Linked DNA regions of Homo sapiens: region 1 is linked to region 2. Evidence: read pairs that join two places in POLR2A ChIA-PET (ENCODE). Cell type or tissue: MCF 10A. All regions are shown on one strand.

Evidence for each region. Peaks named below come from ENCODE experiments on the same cell type or tissue, not always from the same donor. Only the 100,000 strongest peaks of a DNase experiment are listed, where the experiment ranks them.
Region 1: POLR2A ChIA-PET joins it to region 2 with 12 read pairs; 5 of 35 experiments call an interaction of 5 or more read pairs at or near these places.

The regions. Positions count from the first base shown.
Region 1 is chr15:83,289,187-83,297,186 of GRCh38, forward strand. The region is part of intron 1 of BNC1-AS1 (BNC1 antisense RNA 1); the gene reads left to right. Among named protein-coding and RNA genes, the nearest start is that of BNC1, 8.5 kb to the left of the region's middle. In MCF 10A, no CTCF peak of the experiment used is centred here; no DNase peak of the experiment used is centred here.
Region 2 is chr15:83,360,665-83,368,664 of GRCh38, forward strand. It overlaps LOC105370934 (a long non-coding RNA gene), which reads right to left. Exons shown (of 3, transcript XR_932546.2): 1 at 7,704-8,000; 2 at 6,390-6,458; 3 at 4,374-5,137. Among named protein-coding and RNA genes, the nearest start is that of BNC1, 80 kb to the left of the region's middle. In MCF 10A, no CTCF peak of the experiment used is centred here; a DNase peak (open chromatin) is centred at 4,957.

The DNA.
Region 1 (8,000 bases), 71 kb before region 2:
GAGCCTCAGTGGCATCTTCTGCAACCAGAAAATTCTCATTTCTGAAACAGACGAAGGCTTATAATGATTTTTTCAAGTGGAATGCTTGGAGCAAATATTGAAAGTTTGGCTACCATTGTTTTGGTATGTCTGGGGTGTGTGAAGTTAGCTTCTCATTTAGGCTGTTGTCCATGGCCTTTAAACAGTCAGCAACAGTCACAAGAAGGCAATGGCTTGCCTTCCAGACAACTCATTCTTTCATCACCAAGGCAGTGGGAAGAAAATACCACAGGTTAACTTATCCCTGGACACTTTGTTTAGTAATAAGCTTGTCCAATCTAAGTTCTGTGGGCCACATGTGGTCCAGGAGAGCTTTGAATGCAGCCCAACATTCAAAGTTTAAATTCTTAAACTTTCTTAAAACATTACGAGTTTTTTTGTTTTTTGTTTTGTTTTGGTTTTTGCTCATCAGCTATCATTAGTGTTAGTGTATTTGATGTGTGGCCCAAGACAATTCTTCTTCCAATGTGGTCCAGGGAAGCCAAAAGATTGGACATCCCTGATTTAGTACTACACATGTGGAAGAAATACTTAGTTGGTGAAAATCCCTTAAACTAGGCACTTTACAGATTGAGTTGGTGAATTTGGGGCGAGTTTCATGAGGACAGGACAGGTCCTGCTTGGATGGGTTTTGGGAGGCTGGTGAACATATATCAGAAAACTTTTAAAGTTCATTATGCCTTGGAACATGGTGTCTTCTGCAGATTTAATGATCCATTATCCAAGGTGAAGGAGGATATATTTGGTTAGGTCATATTGCTTTCGGAAACTGAGGATAAAAGGGTTAGGGAAGATGGGCTATAGGACAAATTTTGAATCATTCTCACTCACTGATATCAAATGGTAAAAACATTTTTAGGGGGATAATTTTTGTATATTCTTAAGGGAAGAGAGAACTCTGCAAAAAAAATTTGAGTTACCCATTTTGTTGTTTTTGAAAAAGTAAAACCACTTTAAATGTCTGACTTAGAAATTTTATAGAAAACAGATTCCCCTTTATAGAGTTTATGTCTGATATTGAATAAAAAAATTAATTAGCAATCCAGGCTGTGCATGAAAAAAGATTATAGCAGGCAGTATGATGTGTGACTGGCCTCTTCACCCTTCCTTTCATTCCTTCTCCGCAGTGTAGCAGCTATGTTCTCTGGGTAATCAACCCCAGTCCCAGAGGTGATTGGCTCAGGTGACCCATGCCTAAACCAATCAGCACCAAGGTATTTTCCTGGGCACAGGAATTGGTTCCAGGTCGTCCAATCAGCTTAAAACTCAGAACTTTTGTTTGATGGGCATGAAATGCCGAGTTCTTTTTTTCCCATAGGGGGTGAAGAAGGATAACATGTAATCCCTGTTGTTCCTGGCATCTTGTGAATAATAAAGGGAAATCGGGCTGGGAATAGAGCTGACATGTGGAGATGAGAGCTCAGAGAATTGTAGAGAAATTCAGCTGGAGCTCTGATTCACGCCTGAAGCCTTTGGGCTTCATGGATCTGTGAAAAATTAAATCACTTTTGTCACTTAAGCCAGTTTGAGATTTTTTTTTTTTATTTTTAAGAGAAAGCTTCTCAACTGATATAGAAACTTACCTTCAGTTTTACTGGAAGATTATTCTGGATGAAGGAAGGATAAGTGACATACCAACTGTTCTCTGTCATAACAGTCTTTGTTCATTATTTGCATTTTTAGATGACATTGGTGATGGAGGATTAGGAGAGAACCTCCTGACACAGACCTTCAATCCACAAACGCTGGGTCAAGTGAAGAGATTTTTCCAATCAAAGTACATTGATGCTGTAATCATTAGTTTTTTCCTTACTATTAAGTAAAATATTTTCCAGAAATGCACTGACCACATACTTTGATTTTTTAATAACATTTTCTTCATTGGATTATGAAATTTAGGAGGTTAGGGACTGTGTTTTTTTGTTTTTTTTTTCCAAGACAGAGTCTTGCTCTGTCACCCAGGCTGGAGTGCAGTGGTGCGATCTGGGCTCACTGCAACCTCTGCATCCCAGGTTCAAGTAATTCTGCCTCAGCCTCTGGAGTAGCTGGTATTACAGGCGCCCAGCACCACACCCGGCCAATTTTTGTGTTTTTAGTATAGATGGGGTTTCACCATGTTGGCCAGGCTGGTCTTGAACTCCTGACCTCATGATCTGCCCACCTCGGTCTCCCAGAGTGCTGGGTGCTGGGATTACAGGCATAAGCCACCGCGCCCGGCCTTTTTTTTTGAGACAGAGTCTTGCTCTGTCACCCAGGCTGGAGTGCAGTGGTGTGATCTTGGTTTACTGCAACCTCTGCCTCCTGGGTTCAAGCGATTCTCATGCCTCAGCCTCCCACGTAGCTGAGATTACAGGTGTGTGCCACCACACTCAGCTAATTTTTGTGTTTTTAGTAGAAGTGGGGTTTCACCCTGTTGCCCAGGCTGGTCTTTAACTCCTGGCCTCAAGTGATCTGCCTGCCTCGGCCTCCCAAAGTGCTGGGATTATAGGCATGAGCCACCGCACCCGGCCCAGGACTGCTGATTTTTGCTATATCTAGCACAGTGCTCTTCTGTACACTGTAGGTGCTTCTTAAATGTGGGCTTTACCTATACATTTATAAATGAAGAGATTTAAACACATATTCCTGACTTGTAGCTCCTTAAAAGTACCTTCTTGTAAATGGCATAATAGAAGACTTCTAAAAATGTAATTGGTAACTGTGCTTGGAAATCTACTTTGTCAAACTGTGGCTTCTACACCTTGTCTCCAACACCAAATCAGTTTTGATACTGATGTTTCCCAGAGGTGTGGCTTTTAATCCTCAAATTACAGCACAGGTTTTAACAGGCCAGTTTTGTCTGTCACCAGGAGTTTAGTAATTAACAAAATGCTCCATCTCTAATGGTTTATCAAAAGGCCAGTAAGCAAGTAAGAGACATTATACAGGAAACAGACTTGGTATGCTCATTGAGAGAATTCATTTAAGGAGCACTCCAATTACATGCTATGTTTAATTTGAGCCCAGTTGCTGAAGCTCAAGGTAAGACTTGCAAAGGGAGGTCTGAAGCAAGCCCTGACCATGGATCCTACATATGAACAAAATTGAGGGTCCTTCTGAACGTCCATTCTAGGAATCACATAACTTGGAGTCATTTTCACAGCCATGGATGTTTTGCAACAGGCTTTGCTACAAACACTTTAATAAAAGTTAGTGGTTTTTCTTGGGAGTCCAGGACAGGCGTATAACAACCACTGAGTAACCTGCAAGTAATGTTCGTGGTGACAATTCTGCTTTGTTCTGTGGGAGTGTAAGTAGCTGAATCAGGACACAGATCGCTCTCCGTGAGTGTTGGGAAAGGAAGGTCTGCACACTCAAAGCAGGGAGTGTTCTCTTTATCTGAGGTGGCTGCCAAGTCTTAAATACTAAAACATGTAGGTGTACTTGAGTAAAGAGAAAGCACTGACATTTCAAAGATAACTTGATAGAAGGCAAGAAAGAAGAGGAACTGGGTTATTTGGCAGAAATGTAAGTTTCCCCCGGAAAGGTCACCTTTTTTAGGACCTTGGTGTCCTGAGATTCTGACAGAGGGTTGGACACATCCTCAGGCTGATGTTTGTGCAGAGCAGGCTTTCTGCCTGAACCTCTCCTCTCACTTTCCTTCATCAGGACACCCCTAATGGATTGCAGATGTCGTATTTGGTTAGAAGCACGTTTCAGATACATCTGCCCTTCTTGCTTTTATGCAAAAAACACCTGCAAATCTTTATCTTTGGTTGGATTTACCACACATTTGAAGCTTTGAAATTTTGGTCCAGTGGGAAAGAGGAGCATGTCACCACCTTCCTCCTTAAGTTGAATTCCATAACTGACAATAGCCTTTGGGGGAGATGTTTCCATTTTTCTTTAAGGATAGTAGTTGGTAACGTTTTAAAAGCCTCTGTCCTATTCAGCTGAAAGTTCATTAATTTCTTTAATCCTAGGGAGTCTGGAAAAATCCATAGTGAATATGGGTAGATAGCTGATATGTGTGTGTGTGTTTCTTCCCGATTTTCTGAGTCTTAAAATGAGACCACAGTACCAGAAGAGGAGAGAACAATGAGATGTTGGCAAACTGGCTAGAATAACACTACAGGACCAGATTCCTTGGATGTGCCTTGAAAAGACATGTGGTGTATTTCCAATAAGTAAATCCCTCTAGGCCTCAAGGAACATTTTCACCACTCCCTTTATTCATTCAACTGTATTCATTCAAAGATATTTCATCCCATCAACCAAACAATGACAAATGCCACTTAAATGGTTGTGAGATAATAAAATAATGAGCTGCCTCTGGGAATGCTGAGAAGGACTTCCACATTGGGTATGGTTTTGTCAGGAAGTAGGAAGCCTTGGCTAGGTGTACACTAGCTTTGGTGACTGAGCAATACATTTACCCTTTTGGGGGCCTCAGTTTTCTCATCTGTAAAATGAAGGAGATGAATTAAAGTTATTTGTTTATTCCACAAATTATTACTAATATTGAACAGCATCTTTTTTTTCTTTTTTTTTTTTCTTTTTTTTTGAGATGGAGTCTCGCTCTGTCATGCAGGCTGGAGTGCAGTGGCATGATCTCAGCTCACTGCAAGCTCCGCCTCCTGGGTTCACACCATTCTCCTGCCTCAGCCTCCCAAGTAGCTGGGACTACAGGCGCCCGCCACCACGCCCGGCTAATTTTTGTATTTTTAGTAGAGACGGGGTTTCACCATGTTAGCCAGGATGGTCTCCATCTCCTGACCTCATGATCTGCTCACCTCGGCCTCCCAAAGCACTGGGATTACAGGCGTAAGCCACCACGCCGGGACTTTTTTTTTTTTTTTTCTAAACTTAGTCTTCCTCTGTTGTCCAGGCTGGAGTGCAGTGGCACAATCGCGGCTCACTGTAGCCTCCACCTCCCAGATTCAAGTGATTCTTGTGCCTCAGCCTCCCAAGTAGCTGGGACTACAGGTGTGTACCACCATGCCGGTTAATTTTTGTATTTTTATTTTTATTTATTTATTTTTTGAGATGGAGTCTCCCTCTGTCACCCAGGCTGGAGTGTGGTGGCACAATCTCAGCTCACTGCAACCTCTGCCCCCCAGGTTCAAGCGATTCTCCTGCCTCAGCCTCTCGTGTAGCTGGGACTACAGGTGTGCTCCACCGTGCTGGGCTAATTTCTTTGTATTTTTTAGTAGAGATGGGGTTTTACCATGTTGGCCAGGCTGGTCTCGAACTCCTGACCTCAAGTGATTAGTCCACCTCGGCCTCCCAAAGTGCTGGGATTATAGGCATGAGCCACCTCGCCTGGCCTAATATTGAGTATCTTCTGTGTGCACTGTATTTGCATCTGAGGATACAATGGACCCAGTCCTTGTACTCATGAGCAGCCCTTCAGCAGCACTATCACTTCCTGGTTACTTTCCATCATTCACTGCAGTCATTGAGAATTGGCTTAGAACACTCAACCCCCTTCAACCTTTATTAATTCCTGAATTTTATTATTTTTTTTTAACAACATTCATTTTTGTTTGTTTAGAGGTGGAGTCTTGCTAAGTTGCCCAGGCTGGATTTGAACTCCTGCACTCAATGCCTAGAGGGATTTACTTATTGGAAATACACCGCGTGTCTTTTCAAGGCACATCCAAGGAAGCTGGTCCTGTAGTGTTATTCTAGCCAGTTTGCCAACATCTCATTGTTCTCTCCTCATCTGGGGCTGTGGTCTCATCTTCCTGCCCCTCAGCCTCTTGAGTATCTGGGACTACAGGCATGAGCCACTGCACCCAATTCCTGGATTTTCTATCAAATTACCCTCGCCAATAACCCATGATTCCTGGCACCATTATCCTTCTGCAGCACCCACCAACCAAATTCTAAACCTGGATCAATGCTGTAATCAGGCTTTTCAGCCTCAACATGCACACTTGAGTATTGATGGAGAAGCAAAATGATGGCAGAATTGGTGTTACCACAAATTCCAAGTCTTTACCCCAGGGCTACATTTCCATGAACAACTCCCTTTTCTGTTCCCCTCAGTGATTAAACTGAAATACATACATAACCCATTTTAAATCTCTCTTCCACCAGGCTCAGAGGATGGTGTTCATCCCCCTCTCCCATCCACCATACCTTTTGGGACCCTTGTAGTAATAGCCTCTCTTTATTGTGCATTCAGCATCTCCCTTTCAATTAGTTCCTTAGCCTATAAACATTTTAAATTCTAAAATACCCTTATATAGTGGACAATTAAAAGGATAAACAACCACCCCCCTGCAATTCATCCCTTGTGTTCCTTCCTGTGTAGACTCTAGCCGTGATCATGTAATTTGCTTTGGCTAACGGTCATTAGCAGGTATGCTGCCAGTAGAGGCTTAGTAATTGCTTGCACACTGAGCTTATCTCTCCTGGATTATTCCCTTTGGAGCCCAGCCACCATGTTGTGAGAGGTCCAGGCTGTCCTGATGGAGAGAACGGCCATGTGGAATCGGCTCCAGAGCGTGAGAGACCACTTTGAGAGGAAGGTTCTGAGAGCACATGGAGAGAAACCTCGAGTCCCTACTAGCCCAAACAGTTGGCCTACCAGCTAAAGGTAGTCTGAATAGTGACCAAAGGAGAGACCAGAAGAAAAACTACTTAGTTAATTGATTGGATTCTGAGAAATAATAAATCTTTGTTTTAAAAAGTCATATGTTTCAAGGTGGTTTGCTGGGCAGAAGCAGATAACTGAAGCAATCCTAAAAATAAGAAACAACATTCCTTTAACCTCACTCTCTATCTGTTCTTGGCTAAGCTTCTGGAAATAGTCTATATCCTTTTTTTTTTTTTTTAAACAGAGTCTCTGTCTGTCACCCTGGCTGGAGTGCAATGGCGCCATCTCGGCTCACTGCAACCTCCATTTCCTGGGTTCAAGCAATTTTCCTGCCTCAGCCTCCCAAGTAGCTTGGACTACAGGCGCACTCCACCACACCCGGCTAATTTTTGTATTTTTAGTAGAGACGTGGGGGGGAGCGGGGTCTCACCATGTTGCCCAGGCTGGTCTTGAACTCCTGACCTCAAGTGATCTGCCCGCCTTGGCCTCCCAAAGTGCCAGGATTACAGCCGTGAGCCACCACGCCCAGCCTGGAAGTAGTCTATCCATGATGCCTGGATTCCCCAATTTCTAATCTAATAGGCATTCTTCAGCTGTTTGCACTGCCCCTCTCTGCTGTACTAGTCTCTGGGGACTTCTTCCCTGATTTCCATGACTCCTAGCCTCCTGATTCTCCTCATTTCTCTCTCACTGGACATTTTCCATTACCTTAATGGCCTCCTCTTCCTCCACTTGCTCTTTTCGTGTTCCTCAGGCTCAGGTTCTATCTTCAGCTACCTTTTTCTTTTCTTTTTTTAAAAAATACTTCATACGCTGTCTTGGTGATCTCATTTGTTGTATGATTTCAACCATAACTGATGATCCACAAATCTAGGTGCTGGGCATTGGTTTAGATCCTATGAGTACAGTATGAAAAATAGGCACAGTCCTAGGCCTGTAGTCAGTGAACACTTAATAGTTCTCTGTAAGCACTAAACAATCTCTTGCCTCCATGCTTTTACTCCTATCTCCTCTACTGGCAATAGCCTCACCTGCTGAGGTGGAACAATGCTCCCTGCACTTCCCTTTTAGCTAATTCCTGTTCCTCCTTTAAACTTAGTTCAAACACACTGTTCTCTGAGAAGTCTTTGCTAATAGACCCGTTTTATCTTTCCTTCATGGGCTACGTGACTCCAGTCCATGGCTGTACTCTGAGTAGATTTCATTTGCGTTTAACTATTTTAATTGTTCTTTTATGTGTCCCCCTCTCCAATAGAATCTGAACTCCTTGAGGGCAAGGACCATATCTTACTAATTTGTTATTTCCCAGGGTTTAACATAGTGCTCAGTGTATCATCTGTGCCCAATAATAGTTGTTCAAGAAAAGATTGTTCAAAGA
Region 2 (8,000 bases):
GAGTTCCAACTGCTTTGGTTAGGCAGAGTACATCAATAATATAGTCTAAAGGTAATCTTACTTCCCTGAGAATCTGCAGGTGTTGGATATTGATGTGATTCAGCTTTGTGTCCCCATCCAAATCTCATCTTGAATTGTAATCCTATAATCCCCCACATGTCATGGGAGGGACCCGGTAGGAGGTAATTGAATCATCGGGGCAGTTTCCCTGATGCTGTTCTCATGATAGTAACCGAGTTCTCATGAGATCCAATGGTTTAATAAGGGGCTTCCCCCTTCACTCTGCTCTCATTCTCTCTCCTGCTGTCCTGTGAAGAGGTGCCTTCTTCCCTCTCCTGCTGCCCTATGAAGAGGTGCATTCTGCCATGACTGAAAGTTTCCTGAGGCCTCCCCAGCCATGCAGAACTGTGAGTCAATTAAACCTCTTTTCTTTATAAATTACCGGGGTTTGTCTCGGGCCTGTCCTTATAGCAGCGTGAGAACAAACTAATACAAATATAACATTAATATTAACAACTGTGCTCACAATAACATTCTATCTTCACAATATACTTTTAAAGAACAACCAACAGAAGGGAAACCAATGAGCTGTACATAAATGGCACCTACATAAACATAACTTCTTCATTCATGTGTGCTTTTAGTATTTTAATTTTCCTGAGAGCTGCCTTCATAACCAGGCTACTGACCCTCAGGGCCTTAAAGACCAAAGGAAATAGGAGGCTGAAGAAATCGAAGGTGACATGAAGTGTTCCCCTGCCCCACTGCCAAGCCCACCCAATCTGAAGATGAACATTTTAGTTTCCAAATGGGCAGAAATACTCCATCTCCCACAGGACGTTCTATGGCTATGTTAAGGAGAAAGAGGAAAAAAAATGAGAAAACTTTTTTGCTCATTTGACAACATTCTCCCACTCTCTCATTGTGCGCAGCCACAGCCTCCTTCCAATTCCTTAGATTTGCTATGCTTTTTCCTTCACATCTGTTTACCTTCATAGCACCACCTACCACCGTAGGTCATAAAATGCTTGCTGATATGTTTATTTGTGGAACGTCAGACTCTTTTCTCAGCTGTAGGGTCTGCAAGGCAGCAGCCAGGTTGGTTTTGGCCCTTACTCTATACTCAGAGGGTGGCCTAACACCAAGTAAGTACTTGTTGAATAAACGAATGAATGAAGGTATGAATGAGTGCTTGTAACTTTCCTGGGTTAAGAGGGATGAAAGAGTGTGTTTTGTCATACACGATTTTTGTCTGCGATGATTCTTTCTTCTAAAGTGTTTTATTTAATAAAAGGTTGATATTTTGTCAACTGATTCTGATCCTAGTTTTGTTTTTTTTTTTTTTTTAGAGTAAGGGGAGGAGGGGGAGACCAGTGGAGGAAGGAAGAGGGGACTTGGTACTACCTAGAAACTGGTTCTGTGCATTTATCTTTCTTTGGATGCAGGAGTGGGTTGCTTAGAGGAAGAAATGAAAGCTGTGTTGATTCTACTTCTGGAAGGGAATTTAACAGCTGCTGCCAGGAGTCATGAGGCAGTGGATTCTGGTTGATAGTCGAAATTCTGATTTGGGGTAAAAGAGCATGAATATATCTATCTTGCTTAGAATGTTCCAGTTTTACCATTACCTGGAGACCATGGAGAACTATAAGGGGAGTGGAATGTGAAGCCCAAAAAAAAAAAAAAAAACACTCTTTTTTTTGTTTTAAATTCTTGGAAGATTCATATTCAACAAAAGGGGCACAGTTAAGTCAATGACGCCTCATGCATTGGGGGAATATTATATATCCATTAAAATAATTTATATTATTATGAAACAAGCTTATGCTATGGTATGAAGTGCAGAATCTAAAATGAAATAAAACCAGAAAGACTCAGGACCCAAAGTTGTTGCTACAGAATATTAATAACTGGGTTGATAAGCTCCCTGCCTGGGGCCTGGCTTACCTCCGCAGCACCATCTCTTATCACTCCTCCTCCTCGAGGCCCCTGCCCTCTGCCCTCCAGTCACCCCAAAGCCACGTTTCACTCACACCTTCCCCCCATTGCCACCCTTTCCATCTCCTGGACAACTTCCCTTGATTCTTTAGGTATAAATTTAAATGTCCCTCCCTCAATTTAAAACCCTTCCCTAAACCCAGAGTCCATGGAAGTGCCCTGAGGTCTCAACTTAAATGTCTCTCCCTCTGGAAACCCTTTCCTAAACCCAGAGTCCACGGAAGTGCCCCGAGGTCAAGTCCCTCCTACTTACTTTTTGTACTTCCAGGTCATCACACTTAACACAAGGTCTCTAAGCTGTGAGCTCTGAGAGGAGGATGCAGTCATTCATTGCAGTGTCACTAGCATAGTGCCTCAGTAAGTAAGAATATAGACCTGAAGGAAATAGGCCAGAATGTTGCCAGTAGTTGCCTCTAAGTGGGGCAACTCATGCAGATTTGTATTCCCTTTTTTCAAGTTTTCTGTATTTTCCAAGATTTCCACAATAATCATGTATTACATCATATTGTTATGATAGCAAATAACAATAACCCTTTAATTATAAAATATCTGGAAAAGGCATAAATATAGGCGACATCAAACGTTTTCTATTTTAACAGAACAGTGGGATTTCACTTGCACTTTTTAGGTCTTTATCTGGGGCAAAACATACAAATGCATCTGAATTACAAACCCATGAGAGAGTGTGGTGGGACCAGCGGGCCATGCAGAGCTGTGTCATGACATTATGCCAGTGAGCTGCATATACCAGGGAACTTCACCCTGTTAGGGACCAGGCTTTTCATCTCTCTTATTTTCAGCAACTCTCCCAGGGCTGGAGCAGAGAAGGTGCCTACTTAATAAATGTTTGCTGAATTCCTTGATAGCAGTTTTAGAGAAGAAGCTAACTTAAACTGACCCACAGAAAAGTGGAATGTATTTTGTGCCATTGTTCTGGAAATTTAGAGATGCACAGTAGGAAAAATTTCCCTCTGCCTTGTAATAGCACAACTGGAAGGTGTATATGTCTAGTTATACCCCATTTATCTAGGGATAAGGTTTAAAGTGACCTCAATTTTCCAGACTATGACCGAAAGCAAAAATAAGCCAAATAAATAAATAGGAGCGAGAGAGAAACAAACAAACAAAAAAAGAAGCCTGTGAGCATCCTAACAAGTTCACAACGGCCGTCGAGTTCATGACCTGGAAACCTCCAAGAGCTTCACACAGCCTCCCTCAGAACATGCTTACAGGTACCTTGGACACAATTCTAACAAGCACAGCCTTGATCCTAACAAGGGTCCCATGTCATCACATACTAGGGGCGTTTTCCAAAGGGGCGCGATACCTTCCACGGTGTAAAGGCACTGGGACTTTACTGATGGCACAAGGTAAGCAACAAACATCAAAACTAGAACAGGCCTTTAAAGAACTTCTAGTGAAGTCCACCCCCTCCTTTTACAGATGAAGAAGCACAGTTAGCGAGGTTAATGGCCCCAAATCACACAACAATAAGGATGAAACTGTGACATACAATAAACACACAAGTAAACAAAAACCTCCCAGGCCCCTGACTCCCTGTATCAAAGCAACTGTAGTCAAGGGTCATCATGACCAAATGAAAGGAAGGCAGAGGAGTAAGTGCTATATTTTAGAGTGATTCCCAGCAAACATTCTTTTACAATTTTTAATTGGTTCTTAAGAATGATTATCCTCAGTTATCTGAAGTACTGAATTCTGGCAAAGTTCCACTGCCCGATATTGCTGGACAGAAAAATAACTCCTTTATATATATTTCCACCTATTGTTGCAAAATGGACTCAGTACTCTAGCTGGCTATCAGCTACACACACACACACACAGACACACAGACACACACACTTTTCATATCATCCCATTGAGCAGATAGCGTGCTTTGTGAAGGCAGGCAGACTTGTTCATTTCTGTACAGTGCCTGGGGCAGTAGTTTTTCTGGATGAATAAATAAATGAACAAATGAATGAACCTCAAGATTCAGTAGTCAAGCTGTCCTATTTAACTTTCAACACAGCACGCCCATGTCTTGAGGCCAATTCTTAAAATCCATATGGTAGATGCATTTGGTATGACAGGAAGTAATTAAAACAAACTGTAAGCATTGAGGGAGCGGTTGTCAACGCTTATTTTGATAACCAACAAACAATGTGGAAACTGCATTTTTCCCTGTAAATAGGGGCATGCTGAAAGATGGAAATGCAAAAAAAAAAAAAAAAAAAAGAAAGAAAGAAAAGAAAAACTTCAACACACTATGTAAATCCTTGGAGGGAAGCAAGAAATCACACAAAGCATTGATCTTTTACTTTTTTTAATGCAAGATTTACACACATGTAGTTTTGTGTTTCTTTGCTAACCCCTTTTCCTCCACGGATAACTGTTAAAATCATTCTCCCACTTAGTTCCCTTATTTAGTACCTCCTTAAAATTCAAGCTATTACTTCTTTTAAGGAGCAAAATTTGCAGATATTATCCTACTCATCTGCATCTTCTCCGAGACTATAAATTATCAGGATGCACCTCATGTCTAGACACCCGCAGGTGTCATTTGAATCCCTGATTTAAGCTGTTTACACCCCACGTTGTTTTATTTATCCTTCAACATCAGGTCTCTGTTTAATTAAAATTTACTTTGGTCCTCCTGGCGCTCGCCCGCACTATCCCCATAGCAGCACAGAAGTGGTTTTGCTCTTATTAATTCCACTTTTGCCTGTCTGCTCTAACCCAAGAAAGCTCTGCCCGCCCAGATCCCCAGCTTGAGTGTTGGAGTCAAAAACCACAAGCTAGGGCCAAGGATGCCTCCCGTTTACAAGCTGTTCTGCAGGCTAACGCTGATCTTCCCCAGACGCTAAATCATAATCTTCGTGTTTTTCGTATTTCACATTCTAGCCACAATTTCAACATCCCATCCCCGTGACATTAGGGAATGATAAATCAGCAGGCGGGACAGTTCCCCTGTACAGACTGGTACGGGCGGACCGGGCTCTGCCAACGCCCTCGCTCCTGCCAGATGTCGGCGCCCGCGGGGTTAACCCTTTCCGGCAGCGCAGCCTTCCCCTGCGTCCGGCCGCTTCTCCAGGCAGCTGTTTTTAAAAACGTCCGCCTCCCAGGTTCAAGAGCGAAACTCCGTCTCAAAAAAAAAAAAAAAAGTTCGATAGCTTTTATTTCTTTTCAAACTTTCCTCCTTTTTTCCCCCTTCTCCCTCCTTTCCTTGCCTTGCCAGACCTCAGTGTACTTGAAAGCAAATAAAAATGGTATCAAACCACCGGCAATGGGAATATATACTTCTCTTAAATAAGTGAGTCTGCCTTAAAACCATTTTGCTCCTTCGTCTTCACCGGATATTACTAGAAAAGGACGAGGGTGAAAGAACTTATTTTAAGGTGGAGAAATATTTAGTGCTAATTTTTTAGTTATTTGCTATTTTTAAGTAGCTTTATTGAGGTATAATTTACATATCAATGAATGCATCTATTTTACCAGTACAATTAGATAGTTTTTGAATATATTTATAGAATTGTGCCACAATAGGAATAATCTAATTTTAGAACATTTCTATCCCCTCCCCCCACCAAAAACCCGCAGTGTCCATTTGCAGTTATTTCTCTCTCCCACCCCAGGTAACCGCTAATTTACCTTCTGTCTCTATAGGTATGCCTTTTCTGGGCATTTTATACAAATGGAATCATACAATAGGTAGTCTTTTGTGTCTGGTTTCTTTCACTTAGCCTAATGTCTTTGAAGTTCAGTGCTAATGGCTTTTATTGTATGGCAAAGCCCCTTAGAATGGCCAAACTGTCCCAGAAGACTACATAATCTAACTGCACTAAGTGTGCTCTCATAGTACACACTGCATAGACACGTGCCCTAAAATAGGGTGAGAACTTCGATTAGGGTCAAATTCTGAGGTGTGTGTCTGGGGATGGGGGTGGTGGCGGGTCTGTCAAGGGCCATATGCAAATACAAAGCTTCTCAACTAGTAGTTGTATTGGTTTTGTTTCAGAGACAGAAATCCAAAACATTCAATTTACTTGTTATTAAAATGGCACATGAAAGCCACGTAGCTTTCAGAATACAAGGGCTTTTAAGCTATCTCCTTTTCACATTATCTAATAACATTCCATATGTTAAAACTAAATACAGTTGACCCTTGAATAACTTGTGGGTTCGGGACACCTACTTCCATGCAGTTGAAAATTCAGGTTTAATCTTTGACTTTCCCAAAACTTAACTACTGTTGACCTGAAGCCTGATAACAGAAACAGTTGATTAACACATATGATGTGTGTTATATGTATTATATACCATATTTTTACAATAAAGTAAGCTAGAGAAAATGAAATGTTATTAAGAAAATCATAAGGAAGAGAAAATATATTTACTGTTCATTAAGGGGAAGTGGATCATCAAAAAGGCAAGCCTTCATCCTCGTCATCTTCACGCTGAGTAGGCTGAGGAGGAGGAGGAAGAGAAGGGGTTGGCCTTGCTGTCTCAGGGGTGGCAGAGGCAGAAGAAAATCTGCCTATAAGTGGACATGTTGTTCAAGGGTCGACTATATACATTTCAGTGTTTTACATACTAAAATGATATGCTCATGTGGAAAGTGTTTTTATATTAACTACTATATAATTAATATATAGTTATATAATTAGCTATATAGTTATATAATTATAACCAATTTTTAAATTAACTAATATTATATAATCATTAAGGGAGAGCGAAAGAGAAACTAAAAGAATAGGAGGTCAAAGGCAAGCAAAAGGAAGAGAGATTTGTGAGGTGAGAGGGGAGAAGCATGAAAGAGAGTAATCTGCCTGCCCCTGCTCCAGTTCTGTTCTCAGCAGGCAGTGATGGCTTTGCAGCTTTTGGCTGCTCTTTCGAACTTCCATCACAGAATGTTCACTACAGTGCCCTGATGGGGAGCTCTTCTCCTAACTGAGGGTGATGCCTATAGCGGTGGTTCTCAGCCCTGGTTGCACATTACTATCACCTGGGGAGCTCTGAAACCATACCCATGCCCTGGCGCAATCCTAAATCAAGTGCATTACAGTGGGACCTGGGCACAAGTACATTTGAAAAGCCTCTCCAGGGGATTCTAATGTGCAGGCCCGGGCTGGGAACCAGTGGGCTTGATAGAGCAGTGCTTATCAAACTTTTACACACATAACGATCACCTGGTGATCTGGTTAAACTGTAGATTCTGAGTCAACAAGTCTGAGGTGGGGGCCTGAGAGTCTGCTTTTATAATAAGCTCCCAGAAATGCTGATGCTGCTGGCCCCTGGAACACATTTTAAAAGGTGAGGAGCTAGAGAAAATCCCAGGTTCTTTTTTTTTTTTTTTGGCATGGCATGGAGTATTCCATCATCTACTTCTGTTGGTTCTTAAAGTGGGGCCCTCCAAACCAGCAGCATTAGTATCACCTGAGAACTTGTTAGAAATGCAAATCCTCAGTCCCTACCCCAGATTTATTAAATCAGAAACTCTGGGGGGCAGCGCCCAGCAATTTGTGTTTTAACAAGTCCTGCAGGTGATGTTGATGGACATTTAAGTTTGAGAGCCACTGATCTACTTTTTTTTCCTAAGCATGCTATGCCTCTATATATGTATTCCTTCTAGCTGGCATCCCTTCGTCTTACTGCCTACTCCTCCATCCAAAGCTCTCGCCAAACTGAGATTTCCATTCTGCAAAACGCACCTTTTCTCTGACATCTTCTATCCTGTCATATGCTGGTGTTTCATAATTGGCCTTCCTAGGGCCCTGATGCATAGCATTTGCTGATTTCTGTGGTGTAAATACTCCCACCATGGCCACCTTCAAGCCATGAATGTGAAGACGCTAAAAGCAGACTTGGGAAGAGATGCACACTCACTACAGAGATGGGCTCTGGCTAGCTGGTTCCAGCACACAACTGTTCCGCTAGAGTTATCCCACCGTCTTACATATTTGGCTGTATGTCTGTCTCCTGGCTAGATAGTGCATTCCTTAAGGTTA